Linked DNA regions of Homo sapiens: region 2 is linked to region 1. A link is a contact called in ENCODE Hi-C or POLR2A ChIA-PET data. All regions are on one chromosome and are shown on one strand. Each heading gives the region's core, a stretch centred on a gene start or an enhancer-like site at or near the end of the contact. The rest is flanking DNA. Distances are from core to core; before and after follow the strand shown. Region 1 holds the start of SRSF3 (serine and arginine rich splicing factor 3). Region 2 holds the start of GTPBP2 (GTP binding protein 2).

Region 1 (2,700 bases), core at 68-2,567:
TGTGGTGGCAGGTGCCTGTAATCCCAGCTACTCGGGAAGCTGAGGTAGGCGAATCGCTTGAACCCGGGAGGCGGAGTTTGCAGTGAGCCGAGGTCGCGCCATTGCACTCCAGCCTGGGCAACAGAACGAGACTCCATCTCAAGAAAAAAAAAAAAAGAAAAAAGAAAAAAAAAAACATAATAATTGGCATATCTTTCAGCTAAGAGGGAATAAATAAAAAGACAGGTTCTTTTTCTCTCTTTTTTTTTTTGTGCAGTGGTAGGATCTCAGCTCACGGCAACCTCCGCCTCCTGGGTTCAAGCGATTCTCCTGCTCTCAGCCTCCCAAGTAGCTGGGATTACAGGCGCCTGCCACCATGCCCGGCCATTTGTATTTTTAATAGAGACGGGATTTCACCATGTTGGCCAGGCTGGTCTTGAACTCCTGACCTCAAGTGATCCGCCTGCCTCGGCCTCCCAAAGTGCTGGGATTACAGGCATGAGCCACCGCGCCCGGCCCTTGGTGATTTTTCTAACCCAATCACAGTCTCTCTCCCCTTAATTACTCTTGCGGCTCTGTCTTCGTAAGGGAAGTGGCCCGGACAAAATACATGCCAGGCAGTGCAACGGCTGCTAGGAGAAAGGCTCGAGATACCCCTCCTGGCATTTGCTTGGGGGCCAGAATTTACATTCAATCTTCTTCAGAAACTTCCCTTTCCGGGTGTTTGCTAAAGGTGATAGTTTCCAGGTCACCTGACCGGTCTCCTTTGCTGTCGGCGCCAAGTCCTGCAAGTTTGCTTGAGAGACGAGAAACCAGCAAGAGTTGGGCAAACTTTCCAAACCAGGCTTTTCCTTCAGTGTGGAATCTAGGCGGCCACAGTCTGGTGCCAGCTGGGTCACAAACAGCTCCGTGACCTGTTTGTAAACGCGATGCTCTTAGTTCCAGACTAACCGCTCACAAGGGTGAAGCACTTAATTAATTCATCTCTTAATCTTGTTAGGGGCCAACGGCTCCTATTAGTGTTTGAGCGTGACGGCGACGGTGCTGTTTATGAAGCCCTAGCCTATTTGGAGGTGAGGAAGAGGAGTCTGTGGGTAACCTGGAGGTCGACAGACCGGGAGGAACGCTCGAGGGAGCACCAGGCCTGTTACAACGAGCGCGCGCCGACGCACGTCTCCACCCACCCGGCGCAACCGCCAGAGCGCGCTCCCAGCAACCGCGGCTCTCGCTGCGTTTGTAGCCATACGTCACGGCCTCTTCTGCTTCTCATTGGGGGAGCCCGTCCAATCATGTGATTCCAGTATGGCGTATAAATAAAGGCGAGGAGAAGGCGGTGGTCCGCCATTTCGTGGACGCCGGGTGAGTGAGAGAGTTGGTTGGTGTTGGGCCGGAGGAAAGCGGGAAGACTCATCGGAGCGTGTGGATTTGAGCCGCCGCATTTTTTAACCCTAGATCTCGGTAAGAGACCAGCGAAAGAGGGAATGAGGTGGAAATGGAATTTAACAGTACCAAGGAGCCAGGCCCAATGGCGGCGCCAGATTGAGACAAAGAGGCGCCGCCGCCATTTTGTGACGTTCAGCACGGGGCGGTGGCGGGGGCTCCCGGCCCATCGGAGGGTTTCCTAGTCTTGGAGTGGAAGTCTTTATATTCCTCATTGGGGCATGAGCCAGGATGGGGGTTACCTGGGAGTTGGGAACCACAAAGGGGAGCCGATAGCCGAGTTGTATTCCAGGTCACGGCCTTTTTATTTTTATGGCGCCTTTTTTTTTTTTGGCCCCTCATTTAATTGGGAAGCTTCTCAGAATGTTTTTGTAAAGTCACTAACCAAGACCGGACCTTTCAGTTCATATTAAATGGCCCCCGTAGTCACCTTACTTTCATGTAGTTTCAGATTTTGCAGCCTGAATCTAATCACCTTTTTCTAAGACCGAAAGATCTTCCTTGAACTTAAGATTCGTTCTTTCATCGCTTCCCATTAAAATGGAGGCTTAAGACAGGTGCCAGCAGTGTTTTTAAAAATTTTCACCAGTGGTTTGGTCTTAGAACTTACTCCTGGGCACAGGGTGTGGTCACGGCAAATAGGATGTGTCTGGACTGGATATTTTAATTAGACAAGCCCAGAGTAAGAAGAACGTGGTGTTTATGGAAAGCACTTCAGCTGAATTATTGAGTAGATGGTTTTTATGTAATTGAAACTGGTCTACAAGTTTATCAGATTCATCGTCGAAGTGACTCAGTAATAAAGCTTTATCAAATACAAGTCCGCCAAGGAAGAACAAAAAAATAAGTCCCCAAAGTGCAGTAAATTTTTTAGTAGCAAATATCTCTTTGTAATTTTTTATTAAAGTGAAATTATCTTTAAGTGGTATTTAGTATATTCAGTGTTGTGTAATCATCACTTACACGTAGTTCCAAAACATTTCCGTCACCTCCCCCCGCAGGAGACTACTACCCATTGAGCACTTACTCCCAGATTCCCTGTCCCCCTTCCTCTAGTCCCTAGCAACCACTAATCTTCCTGTCTCTCTGAACTTAGCTATTTTAGATATTTAGTATTTATGGAATCGTGTACTTTTATGTCTGGCTTCTTTAACTTAGCGTAATGTTTTCAAGATTTTCCAACGTTGGAGGATTTGTCAGTACATCATTCTGAATAATACTCATTTTATGTCTATACCACATTTTGCTTATCCGTTTCTGTTGATGGACATTTGGGTTAAC
Region 2 (2,700 bases), core at 172-2,671, 7.0 Mb after region 1:
TCCACTTCATGGTGTGTTAAGGAGATTATTTTTTTTCCCCATCAATAAAAACCTTTTAATCATTTTTCTGGGGATGGGTGGCTTCAAAAAATGTGGTACAAGAATGACAGTCTAGGGCCCAGACCAATGGTTCCCAAAGTGAGGTCCTGGGACCAGCAGCATTAGTATCACACGGGAACTTATAAGAAATGCAAATTCTCAGGCCCATCCTCACTAGTAAGAAAGAATCAGAAATTCTAGGCTGGGCACGGAGGCTCACGCCTGCAATCCCAGCACTTTGGGAGGCCGAGGCGGGTGGATCACCTGAGGTCAGGAGTTTGAGACCAGCCTGGCCAACATGGTGAAACCCCATCTCTACTAAAAATACAAAAATTATCTGGGCGTGGTGGCGGGCACCTGTAATGCCAGCTACTCGGGAGGCTGCAGCAGAAGAATCGCTTGAGAACCCGGGAGGCCGAGGTTGCAGTGAGCTGAGATAGCCCTACAGCACTCCAGCCTGGGTAACAGAGACTCCGTCTCAAAAAAAATAAATAAATAAATAATAAAAAAATAAAATTGGCCAGGCGTTGGGGGCCAGCAATCCGGGTGATTCGATACATGCCAAAGTTTGATAACCACTGGCTTAGGCTGTGTGTGTGTGTGTGTGTGTGTGTGTGTGTGTGTAGTGAACATACTGCTCTTTTCCCGAGTACTGTGTGTGTGTCCGTGTGGAACATATTGCTCTTTTCCCGGGTACTCCCCTTCTCCCTGTGGAACAAGTTTAGAAGAAGTGGTGGTTACTGTCTGCCTCTCGTCCCAGGATGCAGTCTCTCTTGCCCTATGGCGGCACACGCAGTTGGTCGGGGTGCTCTTCCTGGGATCCCCTTTCTCTACTTCTCTCCTGGGGTAATCTAGATCAGAAGGGGGAGTCCTCCCTCTCCACTCTTCCTCCCTGAGGTCCTGTCACCTGAGAGTCCAGTCTCTGCCCTTCCTCCCTGGGGTCCCGGGACCTGAAAGAGGTGTTCTCCTCCCGTGCCCCTCCTCCCTGGGGTCTCGACACCGGAAGGGGAGATTAATTATCTGGGTCCCGCCTCCCTAGAGTCCTGGGCCGGAAAGAGTGGCTTCTTCCCGCCCTACCACTTCTCAGGTGCTCACCTCGGGGGGCAAATACGGGGGGTTGTTGGCTTTGCCCCCTCTGTTCCTTCCGTTCTTCTTCTTTCCCTTTGGCCCCCCGCAGCCGCTGCTGCTGCCGGCCCCCCTAGCCTTGAGGGTTCCGCCCACGGCCGGGCCCCCTCCGGGCCGGCAGCAGCCGCCGAACAGCTCCGATACCCGCGAGTCCATCCGCCGCTGCCGCCAGCCCCCCGCCCGGCCCCTCCCCCGACCGCCGCCGCCGTCGCCGCCGCCCTTACTGCCACTGCCGTGTCCGGCCGGCCTGAGCAGAGTGGGGTGGGGCTCTGCACAAGCTACGCCCCCCACCTCCCTGGCCTCCGGGTCGCGTCAGAAACAGCCGCGGGGCACCACGGGATATAGAGTCCCCAGGCCTGGGAATTCACTTAAATGACACGTCGCCGCCCTACAACTCCCAGGAGGCATCGCGGCGCAAGTGGCCGCGGGAGTCGTCGGAGGCGTGGGGAAGGAGCGCGCCTTGGCGCGCAAAGGCTTAAGGGAGCTGTAGTCTGACTTCCAGTCCTCGCGCTATGTTCTTTTTCTAGGACTTGGGGGGAATTTAGAGCCTCGAGGCCTGGGGTGGGGACGCGAGGACACCAGCGTAGAAGAGCTTACATCAGAATCGAGCTTTGTGGGCGCTCCGGGATTTGGCCCTTTAGCGCGGATCCTAGACAACAGGTTTTGGACCTCGAGAGCTGCAGAACTGAGGCTACTGGTGCCGCCAGCCTGCTGGCTCCGCCTCTGCCTCAGTTTCTTCCCCTATGGCCCGCGTGCCGCTGGGGTGAGTCAGGGCGAACGCCAGGGCGGAGGCGGATGGTGATTAGCCAAATTACGGCTGTTATTGTTGGGATGATTATGCTACCTTTACATAGTAGTCACTGCTTTATTACCAGGCTGGCACCGTCCAGGGGCTGGTTTTAATAACCGGAGGCACCGCGGTGGCCCCGACACGAGACCCGAACCCGTAAACCAGCTTCCTCCCCGAAGGCTGCAAGCATACCCAAAGCGAGTATTCCTCCTCCCCTTTGTTTTGAAGCAGAACCAATCGGGAAGAACTGAGTTTGGTTTTAAACGGCCAAGACTGTAGGAGGGGCCTGGCCCCTACTTCGGGCGGGGCTAGGGCTCGGGTTACACCAACCACCACGAGGGCGGGGCAGTGGCCGGGAATAGAAACTTGGCCTAGGGCCACAGGGGATTTTTGGCTTTTGACTCTCTTGTGAAGCAATCTCCAGCTCTTTAGTGCTGTTGCACTCTACAGAGTACATACATTCAGCGACATAAGCCAGTGCACAGAACACAGAAAGGCAGGGTGGAAAAGCAGTTATGTTGCTGAGCTGCGAGTCAGGACGCTAGGGCTCAATTCACAGCCGCATGGCTGTCTCATGACTCAGACCACTCACAGTGTGTCCACTTCTCCCCTCTTCTCGAACTGCGAGGTGCTCATACACGGTCAAGAAATTAAACAACTCAGCCGGGTGCGGTGCCTCACGCCTGTAAATCACAGCACTTTGGGAGGCCAAGGAGTGTGCGGATCACCTGAAGTCAGGTGTTCGA

Evidence for each region. A loop is a pair of places that touch in the nucleus more often than their neighbours do. ChIA-PET counts read pairs that join two places held with the same protein, here RNA polymerase II (POLR2A). Pooled maps may share reads with other maps.
Region 2: a loop to region 1 is called in a pooled map, with 5 times the contacts of the local background. The contact joins the promoter of GTPBP2 here to the promoter of SRSF3 in region 1. A Hi-C loop is called at or near these places in 2 of 50 pooled maps. POLR2A ChIA-PET finds 5 or more read pairs at or near these places in 2 of 52 experiments (BJ and activated T-cell).

Annotation. Positions count from the first base shown.
Region 1 is chr6:36,593,045-36,595,744 of GRCh38, forward strand. It overlaps SRSF3 (serine and arginine rich splicing factor 3), which reads left to right and starts at 1,318. Exons shown (of 6, transcript NM_003017.5): 1 at 1,318-1,437. RefSeq lists enhancers at 826-985, 1,094-1,775, 1,376-1,605.
Region 2 is chr6:43,627,843-43,630,542 of GRCh38, forward strand. It overlaps GTPBP2 (GTP binding protein 2), which reads right to left and starts at 1,422. Exons shown (of 12, transcript NM_019096.5): 1 at 1,135-1,422. The coding sequence starts at 1,320. It also overlaps a transcript of MAD2L1BP not described here. RefSeq lists silencers at 1,132-1,211, 1,232-1,371 and enhancers at 1,432-1,611, 2,232-2,451.